4 separate regions of the Homo sapiens genome follow, and regions 1, 2 and 3 are each linked to region 4. The links are chromatin loops, found by intact Hi-C in ENCODE. Cell type or tissue: A673. All regions are shown on one strand. Region 1 overlaps CPLX4 (complexin 4). Region 2 overlaps LOC105372146 (a long non-coding RNA gene). Region 3 has its middle 76 kb from the start of PMAIP1. Region 4 has its middle 24 kb from the start of RAX.

Region 1 (2,500 bases), 60 kb before region 4:
AGTGTCTTTCATTGCATGGCTTACTGATGTTCATATAGCCCCTTTTCTACAGCTGTTTCAAATGCATAATGCATTTGAGACCCCACCTGATTTTCTCATAGACCATGAAAGAGACCATAAAGCTCATCTAATAATCTCATACCACTGCGTCATTTTACACCTGAGATAACTGCAGCCCAGGAGGGTTAAGTAGCTTTGCAATAAGCCACATCTCCTGTGACAGACTTAGGACTGGAACTCAGGCCCCACAACCATGAAAAAGAGCAGCTTGTTCACAAAAGGACTTCAACAGGGCTCCTCCTTTCAAGGCATTTGTTCTTTCTACTCTTTTTTTCTTTTTCTTTTTTTTTTTTTTTTTTTTGACACAGAGTCTCACTCTGTCACCCAGGCTGGAGTGCAGTGGCATGATCTCCCCTCACTGCAAGCTCTGCCTCCTGGGTTCACCCCATTCTCCTGCCTCAGTCTCCCGAGTAGCTGGGACTACAGGCGCCCACCACCACTCCTGGCTAATTTTTTGTATTTTTAGTAGACACGGGGTTTCACCGTGTTAACCAGGATGGTCTCGATCTCCTGACCTTGTGATCCGCCCACCTCGGCCTCCCTAAGTGCTGGGATTATAGGCGTGAGCCACTGCGCCCGGCCTCTTTCTACTCTTAATATTTTGAGCTGTTCCCCAAAATTTTAGGGCAGTTTTGAATTCCACGTGGCTTAAAAAAATGGGAGCATATTATTTCTCCTGTGTTGTCTAACGGTTTGACCCTAGATCTGCAAGTAGCTGTCTAAATTCCAAATACAATCCAAACAAACAGATAAGAATTTCACTTGAGAACATTGTACACACCATCATTCATTGCAGTTTACTTCCAGGTGGGGACCCCCTCCTCCAAGGGCGTTTTTATATTTGGTTGCATTTGTAACAATGGATTCTACACACAATGTTTCAAAACCGTGCCTATGGTATGGAAGATACTACAAATACCAATAATACAATTGCCTGCTTTTTGTAAAGCACATGGAAATTCTAATCCCGTGTAGCTAGCTATAAAAATAGCACCTAATAAAACTATATGATAAGAAAAATCGGCTACTCTGGGCAGACTGCCCTGCTCTGCAAGGAGCAGTTTAAAAACTAAAATTTAAAAGTTTAAAAAATCAGCTGGATCGTATTCCACTTAGTCCAGTTATCACCAGCTGTGGCTAACTTCCCCTACCCCAGTGCAACACTTTGCGCTTGCAAACCAGCCCCACCCTTGGGCGCCTCCTCTGCCTCCCGCGCTGTCACTTGTCGCACGTTACCCTCCCGCCCGCGTCCCCGCACTGACGAGGCTCTGGGTACAGGGACCCTTCGATGGCCCATGTGGCGAAAAAGAGGCTGCGGGGGACAGACACGTTTCCCAGGCTAACGTCTGCCCAGGCTATGCAGAACAGCCGCTCCCGTCCAAGCCAGATCCTGGCTGGAGCAAGGAGGGCGCAGCGGTCGCCAGCGCGGGCCCCGAATCCTCGACGCCGGCGCCCCCTGGTGTTCCTAGCGCCGCGGCCACTGGCACCCGCGGGAGGCGGAACCCGGGCTGCGGGTGGTGGCAGGACCAGGGAGGGGCAGAAACCAATTTCTAGAGGTGACTTAAAAAAAAAAAAAAAAAAAGTCTTGATAGGTCATTGGATGGGATGGGGGGGAAAACAAAACAACAACAAAGAAAGAAAGAAAAGGAAAAAAAAAAAGCCTTACTATTTTGTTATTAAGGACCAGATCGTGCGTTTTCTATCCTCCCATGGCATAACGGGAGAGGGAGCTCGCAAACAGCCGAGTTTCCGCTGTCTCCGCAGTGACCAGGCTGCAGAGAGATTCTGAAACGACAGCAATCGAGGGCGGGCTGAAGGAATTGGAATCTTCGGCCTTGAGAGATGACTGAATAAATGAAGCTTATGGGGGGCAGAATCATGCCCCAGGCCTCCAGTGCCATGCTTTTTATTCTAATACTGAATTCAGCCAACTTACCCAGTGGCTTAGCTGCTGGTTGTTATTGAACTGTAGGTACCTAAAGTCTGTCTCTGATTACGCAGAGGAAACTCCGTAATGGAACCTTTAGAAAGCCATCCTTAGAGAGAGGCCGGACGCGGTGGCTCACGCCTGTAATCCCAGCACATTGAGAGGCCGAGGCGGGCGGATCACCTGAGGTCAAGAGTTCAAAACCAGCCTGGCCAACATGGTGAAACCCCGTCTCTACTACAAATACAAAAAAAAAAAAATTAGCCGGGCAAAAAAAATTAGCCGGCCATGGTGGCGGACCCCTGTAATCCCAGCTACCCAGGAGGCTAAGGCAGGGGAATTGCTGGAACCCGGGATGCAGAGGCTGCAGTGAGCCGAGATTGGGCCACTGCACTCCAGCCTGGGCGACAGAGCAAGACTCCATTTCAAAAAAAAAAAAAAAATCAGAAAAACACAGTGGGGATGCGAGGTGTAGGGTTTTGTCTCCTAGATGCTTCATTAAGGAGCAAGGAG
Region 2 (2,500 bases), 470 kb after region 4:
GATGTTGACATGTCTCATTACTGGTGATGTTACTTTAGCCATATGACTAAGGTGATGTCTGCTGGTCTCTCCTCCAGCCTGTCTTTGAAGACAGCATGGCCCCTCACAGCTCCAGGACAGCCCCAACCCCAGCCAGAAGGACGCTTCTGGGAAGTTCATCTTCACCTGCAGCTCTTAGAGTCGAAAATAGGCTGCTCAGAGCTGAGCTAGGGCCCAAGTGGGTGCTCTGTAAACCTGCACGTTTCTAATTTGATAGAATTGATTATTTCAATTGAGGTTCAAGCTGATGATTACATGAAAATAAGCCAGGTGAGGTGGTTCACACTTGTAATCCCAGCACTTTAGAAGGCTGAGGTGAGAGGATCACCTGAGGCCAGGAATTTGAGACCACCTGGGCAACATAGTGAGCTCCGTCTCTACAAAAAATTAAAAATTAGCCAGGTGAGGTGGCACACCTGTAGTTTCAGCTACTCGGGAGGCTGAGGCAAGAAAATTGCTTGAGCACAGGAGGTTGAGGCTGCAGTGAACCGTGATTGCACCACTGCGCTCTGGACTGGGGGACAGAGGGAGACCCTGTATCAAAAACAGTGATCCCACCTAAGAGATGAAGGAGCTGATGGATTTATGCTCTAACTCATATCAGTCACTGGTTGAAGAGGCGGGAGTTGGTGTGAATCCCTGGGTACCTCCAGGCTGCTGGGTACATAGGCAGAACCACCTCTGGAGAAAACCCTTAGGAAACAGATGCAGATATTGGCATTTGGAAGAGCACATTGAAGTGGTGAGCCCTGCAAGATATGGGCAGAGTACCAACATCTGCTATAGGAAAGAAAGAGAAATTATGTAAGTGTTGTTGTTGTTGTTGTTGTTTTTTGTGTTTTTTTTTTTTTTTTAGAAAGTCTCGTTCTGTTGCCCAGGCTGGAGTGCAGTGGTGTGATCTTGGCTCACTGCACCCTCCGCCTTCCGGGATGAAGCAATTCTCTTGTCTCAGCTTCCCAAGTAGCTGGGATTACATGCCTGGCTAATTTTTTTGTATTTTTAGTAGAGACAGGGTTTTACCATGTTGGCCAGACTGGTTTTGAACTCCTGACCTTAAGTGATCTGCCTGCCTCAGCCTCCCAAAGTGCTAGGATTACAGGTGTGAGCCACCGTACCTGGCCAAAAATTACATAAGTTATATATTTGTGTTAGTCTTTTTGTGTTGCTATGAAGAAATACCTGAGGCTAGATTGTTTAAAGAAAAGAAGTTTATTTGGCTCACAGTTCTGCAGGCTGTACAGATAGTATAGGGCTGACATTTGCTTCTGGGGAGTCCTCAGGAAGCTTATCATGGCGGAAGGCCAAAGGAAGCCAGTCTGTCACATGGCAAGAGGAGGAGGAGGTGCCAGCCTCTTTCAAACAATCAGATCTCATGTGAACTCATAGAGTGAGAACTTGCTCATTCCTGTGAGGACAACACCAAGCCATTCATAAGGGATCCGCCCCCATCACCCAAACACTTCCCACTAGGCCCCACCTACCACATTGGGGATCACATTTCAACATGAGATTTTGAGCGGACACATCCAAACCATATAAACATTTAAACCCCAAAAGGGGTATGTGTCCTGTTCAGCTTCCTGAAGTTATTCATCTTAGTCCCCTACCAGCTAGCACAGTGCCTGGCATGGAGTGGGTATTCAGTATACATATTTCATTGTTGAGGGGAAAAAGTTTCTCAGGAAAGGGCAGAAAGTGCTGAGAAGGTCTCATGTCAGGAAGCAGCAAGAGCTGTGCATAGAAAAGACTGCAGCCGCCAGGCACGGTGGTTCAGGCCTATAATCCCAGCACTTCAGGAGGCCGAGGTGGGTGGATCATCTGAGGTCAGAAGTTTGAGACCAGCCTGGCTAACCTGATGAAACCTTGTCTCTTCTAAAAATACAAAAATTAGCTGGGTGTAGTGGTACGCACCTGTAATCCCAGCTACTTGGGAGGTTGAGGCAAGAGAATCACTTGAACCCGGGAGGCAGAGGTTGCAGTGAGCCGAGATCACACCATTGCACTCCAGCCTGGGCGACAGAGCAAGACTCTGTCTCAAAAAAAAAAATTCTTAGATAGTTCTGGAGAACAGAAATCTGAAGTCAGTTTCACTGGGCTAAAGTCAAGGTATTGGCAGGGCTGTTTTTTTCTGCAGGCTCTGAGGGGAGACGCTTCTTGGCAGCTTCCAGCTTTCATTAGCTGCCTGGGTTCCTCAGCTCATGGTCTCTTCCTCCGTCTTCAAAGAGCATCACTGCAGTCTCTCCTCTGCCGTCACATTGCCTTTTTTTTTTTTTTGTTATGAGATGGAGTCTTGCTGTGTCGCCCAGGCTGGAGTGCAGTGACCTGATCTCGGCTCACTGCAACCTCTGCCTCCCGAGTTCAAGTGATTCTTGTGTCTCAGCCTCCCAAGTAGCTGGGATTACAGGCACGTGCCACCACACCTGGCTAATTTTTTGTATTTTTAGTAGAGACAGTGTTTCAC
Region 3 (2,500 bases), 570 kb before region 4:
CTTGGCTTCAATCTTAGCTGAGGCTGCAGCAGCAGAAGGAGCAGCTGTGGTGGCAGTGGCCACAGGGGTAGCAGCCGCAAAGGCATATGGATCAACCAAGAACACCTTGAACTTTCCAGCAAGTGGGAAGGTGTAATCAGTCTCCACAGACAAAGCCAGGACTCATTTGTACCCACTGATGGTAGAATGGGGTACGGAGGCAACAGCTGGATAACCAATCTGCAGACAGACATTGGCAATGTTGCGGACACCCTCCAGGAAGTGAGGATTCAGAATTTCCTCTGTGATGTCAAGCACTTCAGTATTGTAGATGCTGCCATTGTCAAACACCTGCTGGATGACCAGCCCAAAGGAGAAGGGAGAGATGTTCCGCATGTTCAGCAGTGTGGCTTCGCTGGCTCCCACTTTGACTCCAGTCTTGATCAGCTGCACATCACTCAGGATTTCAGTGGTGCCCAAAGGTTTTAGTGATGATGCCTAAAGCCTGGAAAAAGGAGGTCTTCTCAGCCTGTAATCCCAGCACTTTGGGATGCCGAGACGGGCAGATCACCTGAGGTCATAAGTTCGAGACCAACCTGACCAACATGGAGAAACCCCATCTCTACTAAAAATACAAAAAAAAAAAAAAAAAATTATCCAGGTGTGGTGGCACATGCCTGTAATCCCAGCTACTCAGGAGGCTGAGGCAGGAGAATCGCTTGAACCTGGGAGACAGAGGTTGTGGTAAGCCAAGATCGTGCCATTGCACTCCAGCCTGGGCAACAACAGGGAAACTCCATCTCAAAAAAATAAAAAAGGAGGTCTTCTCAAGGATGGCCTGGCACAGTGACATCACATGGGGCAATGGCACCAGCACAGGTGGCTCCTGGCACCTTACTGGCTACCAGCATGTCCCTGATCTCAGTGAGGTCCTCCTTGGTGAACACAAAGCCCACATTTCCCTGGATACGAGGCAACAGTTTCTCCAGAGCTCGGCTGTTTTCCAGGTGCCCTTGGATGGCCTTGAGCATCATGGTTTCTTGCCCATCAGCACCATGGCCTTCCCTCGGAGGGACTTGAGGATCTGCTGCATCTGCTTGGAGCCCAGATTGTCTGCTCCCACCATGAAACATTTCGGATAACCATCCAAAAGCTGGATGATCTTAAGGAAGTAGTTGGACTTCCAGGTCACCCTGTCTTCCGTGGGCATCACGACGGTGCGTCAGGGATTGCCACATAGGATTTAAAGACGATGTCACTCCTGCGAGGACACCTGGTGAGAGAAAAAAAGATACTGTTTACAGGTGACAATAGCTCTCATAGCCTAGCTCCTGATGCTGAGTGCGAAGATTCTAGAGCCCAGTGAAATATCCTTTAGTGCTCCAAGAGCTATTGCCACCTGTAATTACCTGGGAGGACAAGAGATGGCGCTGTGAGCTCAATAGAAAGAGAAGACAGCAGGCCCTGAGCCATCTCCCAGCTGATCAAAGGCCACCAAAATGCAACGCCTGGGATTTTTCTGATTTCCTTCTTCATTGCTTTAGAGGCTTTCCCAAACCCCAAATAAATGCCGATACCAGAGTACATAACTACATAGAGAATTGTTTTCTTCTCATCCTCAGGAGGGACTCAGCTCCCAAACATACATGACATGAAACTGCAAGGAAAACTGGGCAAGCCCTGTGAGTTTCCAGTTTTGCTGGAAAGGGGACTAGCAGGGATTGGGGGTTCTTTGGAAAGCTGTGACTGTCATAAACAATAGCCTGGCGTAAATGACAGAATTGGGTATGGGTGAGCGAGAGAAAAACAGATGAACCAAAACAAAAAGCAAACAACAGTAATTGGCACCATACATCATTGCTGAGCTCTTGGGAGGATCTAAATCTGCTTTTCTGCTAGGAACACATTTGTATCACTTTGTCCAGCTGTTCACAGAAAATCGCATCACTTTGACCATAGGATCACTCCATTTAAAACTCTTCTGTGACAAAAATCTCATCCAGCCTCAGTCCTTTTATCAGTTTTTCAGTCACATTTTCTTTCTTTCTGCCATGTTAGGGACAGAGATGCTCCCTTGGAAAAAGGAAAGCGATAACTTTTCTGAGATAGGGTAGAAAGTAAGATGATGAAGGAAGAATGAGCCAATTTCAGATCTGAGGTGGTGCCAACTCTTGATGGGCTTCATGTGCAATTCATGTGAATTACGATTAGATGTTTACTCACAAGAGGCTCTCCTGCCCCAGGCATATTTTAACTATAATCCTAATTTCCACCTTCACCCTCTTACCCCAGACTGATTAGCATGCTTATCAAAATAAACATAATTAGGAAGATGAAGCCATAAGGCCAAACACATTAAATAATGCTTTCATATAATTTACAGCAATGCTTCAGAACAAGCTTTCTGCCACGTCATTGTGATCAAGAGATTTGTGTGATGAAGAAATATTTGTATCCCCGAAGGAAGACCTTGGCATCCCATTTCTCTGGTAGGCAGGTTACAAAAAGAAGAAGAAAAAAA
Region 4 (2,500 bases):
TTTTTTTTTTTTTTTTTTTTTTGAGACGGAGTCTCGCTCTGTCGCCCAGGCTGGAGTGCAGTGGCGCAATCTCCGCTCACTGCAAGTTCCACCTCCCAGGTTCACGCCATTCTCCTGCCTCAACCTCCCGAGTAGCTGGGACTACAGGCGCCCGCCACCATGCCCAGCTAGTTTTTTGTATTTTTAGTAGAGACAGGGTTTCACTGTGTTAGCCAGGATGGTCTCGATCTCCTGACCTCGTGATCTGCCCGCCTCGGCCTCCCAAAGTACTGGGATTACGGTCGTGAGCCACCGCGTCCGGCCTCATTGCAGCTTTCTATTCTTCAATCAAAGCTCATCTCCTCCAGGGGTCTCTCTTTGCTTTTGTTATTGTTGTTGTTGTTTTGTTTGTTTGTATTTGAGAGAGGAAATCTCGCTCTGTCGTCCAGGCTGTAGTGCAGTAGCGCGATCTTCGCTCACTGCAGCCTCCTGAGTAGCTGGGATTACAGGTGCCCGCCATCACGCCTGGTAATTTTTTTTGTGTTTTAGTAGAGTTGGGCTTTCACCATGTTGGCCAGGCTGGTCTCGAACTCCTGACCTTAATTGATCCGCCCGCCTCGGCCTCCCATAGTGCTGGGATTACAGGCGTGCGTGACTGCGGCCGACCTCTCCTTGGTTTTCTTCTATCCCTGACCCACCCCTTCCTACCTCTCCCATCTCCTCCTACACACCCGTTTTTTTTTTTTTTTTTTGGAGAGCAAATGGGTCCTCAGTTAACTTGACTGCCTGACAGTTGACCAAAAATCTGCTCAAGGCTCAAGTTTTAGCCTGTAAGACTTTGTACTCAACCTCAAACAGCTGTCTGAGCACTCAGAAGGCTCTTTTTATTTTTTCTATACCCTACTTTGTTTCTTTTTGGGGTGAGGGAACGCTTCTTTCAGATCACGATCATAGGGAGATTATTGGATTCCTTGTTGGGAGATAGTAAGAACCCTAGTTCTGCTACTGACTTGATATGTGGCTTTAAGCAAGACTTGACTTCACTCTGGCTAGAGTTCCTTGGCTGGGAAATAAAGGGGCTGGACTATAGGATCTGTAATATCTCCCAGCTGCAAAATTCTGATCCGGAGAGCAAATTTACTTCAGAAATTTGGCTGAGGCTGCCATCTGATGGCTATCTTGAGAACTTCAACTGCTGAGTGTGCAGTAGACGCTTCTAGTAGAATGTCTCACTCCCTCTTGCAATCATCAGCAATAAGGGTTTCAGCCAGAAAATGACCTTCCCTTCTGAGTACCCCCAGTCTTGAACTTTACGCTCCCCCTTAAATGAAAAGCTCCTCCTTTTCCACTCACATTCCCACTCAGGCGAAGTCAACTCAACCATGGGGCTTTTTATATCAGTAAAGCCACCTTAAGAAAAATCAGGAGGCTAAGAAAGCTTATGCTTCCATGTTTTCATGCTGCTCCATAATTCTCATCAGGAAGAAATTGGTTTTAAGTTAATTTATTCAAAGTGTGATTGACTGCACCTTTGAGACTCTCATGAACAAATATTTACTTTTTTTTCTTCAATAAAATGAGCTCTACAGTAGGGCAGTTCTTAATTCAAATCTAATCATTTTTTAAAAAATTCAACTAAGAGTAGAATCTTCCTTCCTTCCTTCCTTCTCTTTCTTTCTTTCTCTTTCTCTCTTTTTCTTCCTACCTTCCTTTCTCTCTTTCTCTCTCTTTCTTTTCTGCCTTTTTCTTTTTCTTTCCTTCTCTTTCTCTTTCTTTCTTTCTTTCCTTCTCTCTTTCTTTCTCTTTCTTTCTTTCCTTCCTTCCTTCCTTCTTTCTCTTTCTTTCTTTCTCTTTCTTTCCTTCCTTCCTTCTTTCTTTCTTTCTTTCTTTCTTTCTTTCTTTCTTTCTTTCTTTCTTTCTTTCTTTCTTTCTTTCTTCTCAGAGACAGAGTCTAGCTCTGTCACCCAGGCTGGAGTGCCTGATCTCAGCTCACTGCAACCTGCACCTGCTGGGTTCAAGCGATTCTTATGCCTCAGCCTCCCGAGTAACTGGGATTACAAGTGTGCACCGCCATGACAGGCTAACTTGCTGTATTTTTAGTAGAGATGTGGTCTCACCATGTCGCCCAGGCTGGTTTTGAACTCCTGAGCTCAGGCAATTTGCCCACCTTGGCCTCTCAAAGTGCTGGGATTACAGTTGTGAGCCACCACGCCCAGCCAAGATTAGGATTTTAAGTGCCTGCACAGTCAAAACTATTTGATTCATACTATCCCCTTCCTGGAGGCTTCAAAACACAGCAAATAGATAATAAGTTTAGGCCTTCCATTAGACATTATATGCTGTGGGATTTCCACTTAGGTTAGTCTCTAAAACCTGGTATTGAATACCAAGGCATTAATAAGTATCCTAATATATCACCCATCTAGAAATAGTTACATTTTAAATTTCTGGGGTCATGGTGACCAACCCAAAGGAGTCATTCTTTAATAGTAGAATTTTAGGTGTGTAAGACATCTGGTGG

Evidence for each region. A loop is a pair of places that touch in the nucleus more often than their neighbours do. Peaks named below come from ENCODE experiments on the same cell type or tissue, not always from the same donor. Only the 100,000 strongest peaks of a DNase experiment are listed, where the experiment ranks them.
Region 1: a loop joins it to region 4, with 10 times the contacts of the local background. A loop is called at or near these places in 20 of 110 quality-filtered maps.
Region 2: a loop joins it to region 4, with 5 times the contacts of the local background. A loop is called at or near these places in 4 of 110 quality-filtered maps.
Region 3: a loop joins it to region 4, with 6 times the contacts of the local background. A loop is called at or near these places in 11 of 110 quality-filtered maps.

The regions. Positions count from the first base shown.
Region 1 is chr18:59,307,684-59,310,183 of GRCh38, reverse strand. All of the region lies in intron 2 of CPLX4 (complexin 4), which reads left to right. Among named protein-coding and RNA genes, the nearest start is that of CPLX4, 9.7 kb to the left of the region's middle. RefSeq lists silencers at 1,224-1,283, 1,324-1,373, 1,424-1,493. In A673, a CTCF peak has its summit at 1,552 (motif pointing left); DNase peaks (open chromatin) are centred at 1,523 and 1,793; H3K4me3 peaks cover 1,238 bases.
Region 2 is chr18:58,775,220-58,777,719 of GRCh38, reverse strand. All of the region lies in intron 1 of LOC105372146 (a long non-coding RNA gene), which reads left to right. Among named protein-coding and RNA genes, the nearest start is that of LINC01926, 37 kb to the left of the region's middle. RefSeq lists an enhancer at 2,260-2,500. In A673, no CTCF peak of the experiment used is centred here; a DNase peak (open chromatin) is centred at 1,429.
Region 3 is chr18:59,822,714-59,825,213 of GRCh38, reverse strand. It overlaps the pseudogene RPLP0P12. Among named protein-coding and RNA genes, the nearest start is that of PMAIP1, 76 kb to the left of the region's middle. In A673, a CTCF peak has its summit at 1,393; a DNase peak (open chromatin) is centred at 1,413.
Region 4 is chr18:59,248,025-59,250,524 of GRCh38, reverse strand. No RefSeq gene overlaps it. Among named protein-coding and RNA genes, the nearest start is that of RAX, 24 kb to the left of the region's middle. In A673, a CTCF peak has its summit at 1,152 (motif pointing left); a DNase peak (open chromatin) is centred at 1,114; H3K27ac peaks cover 673 bases.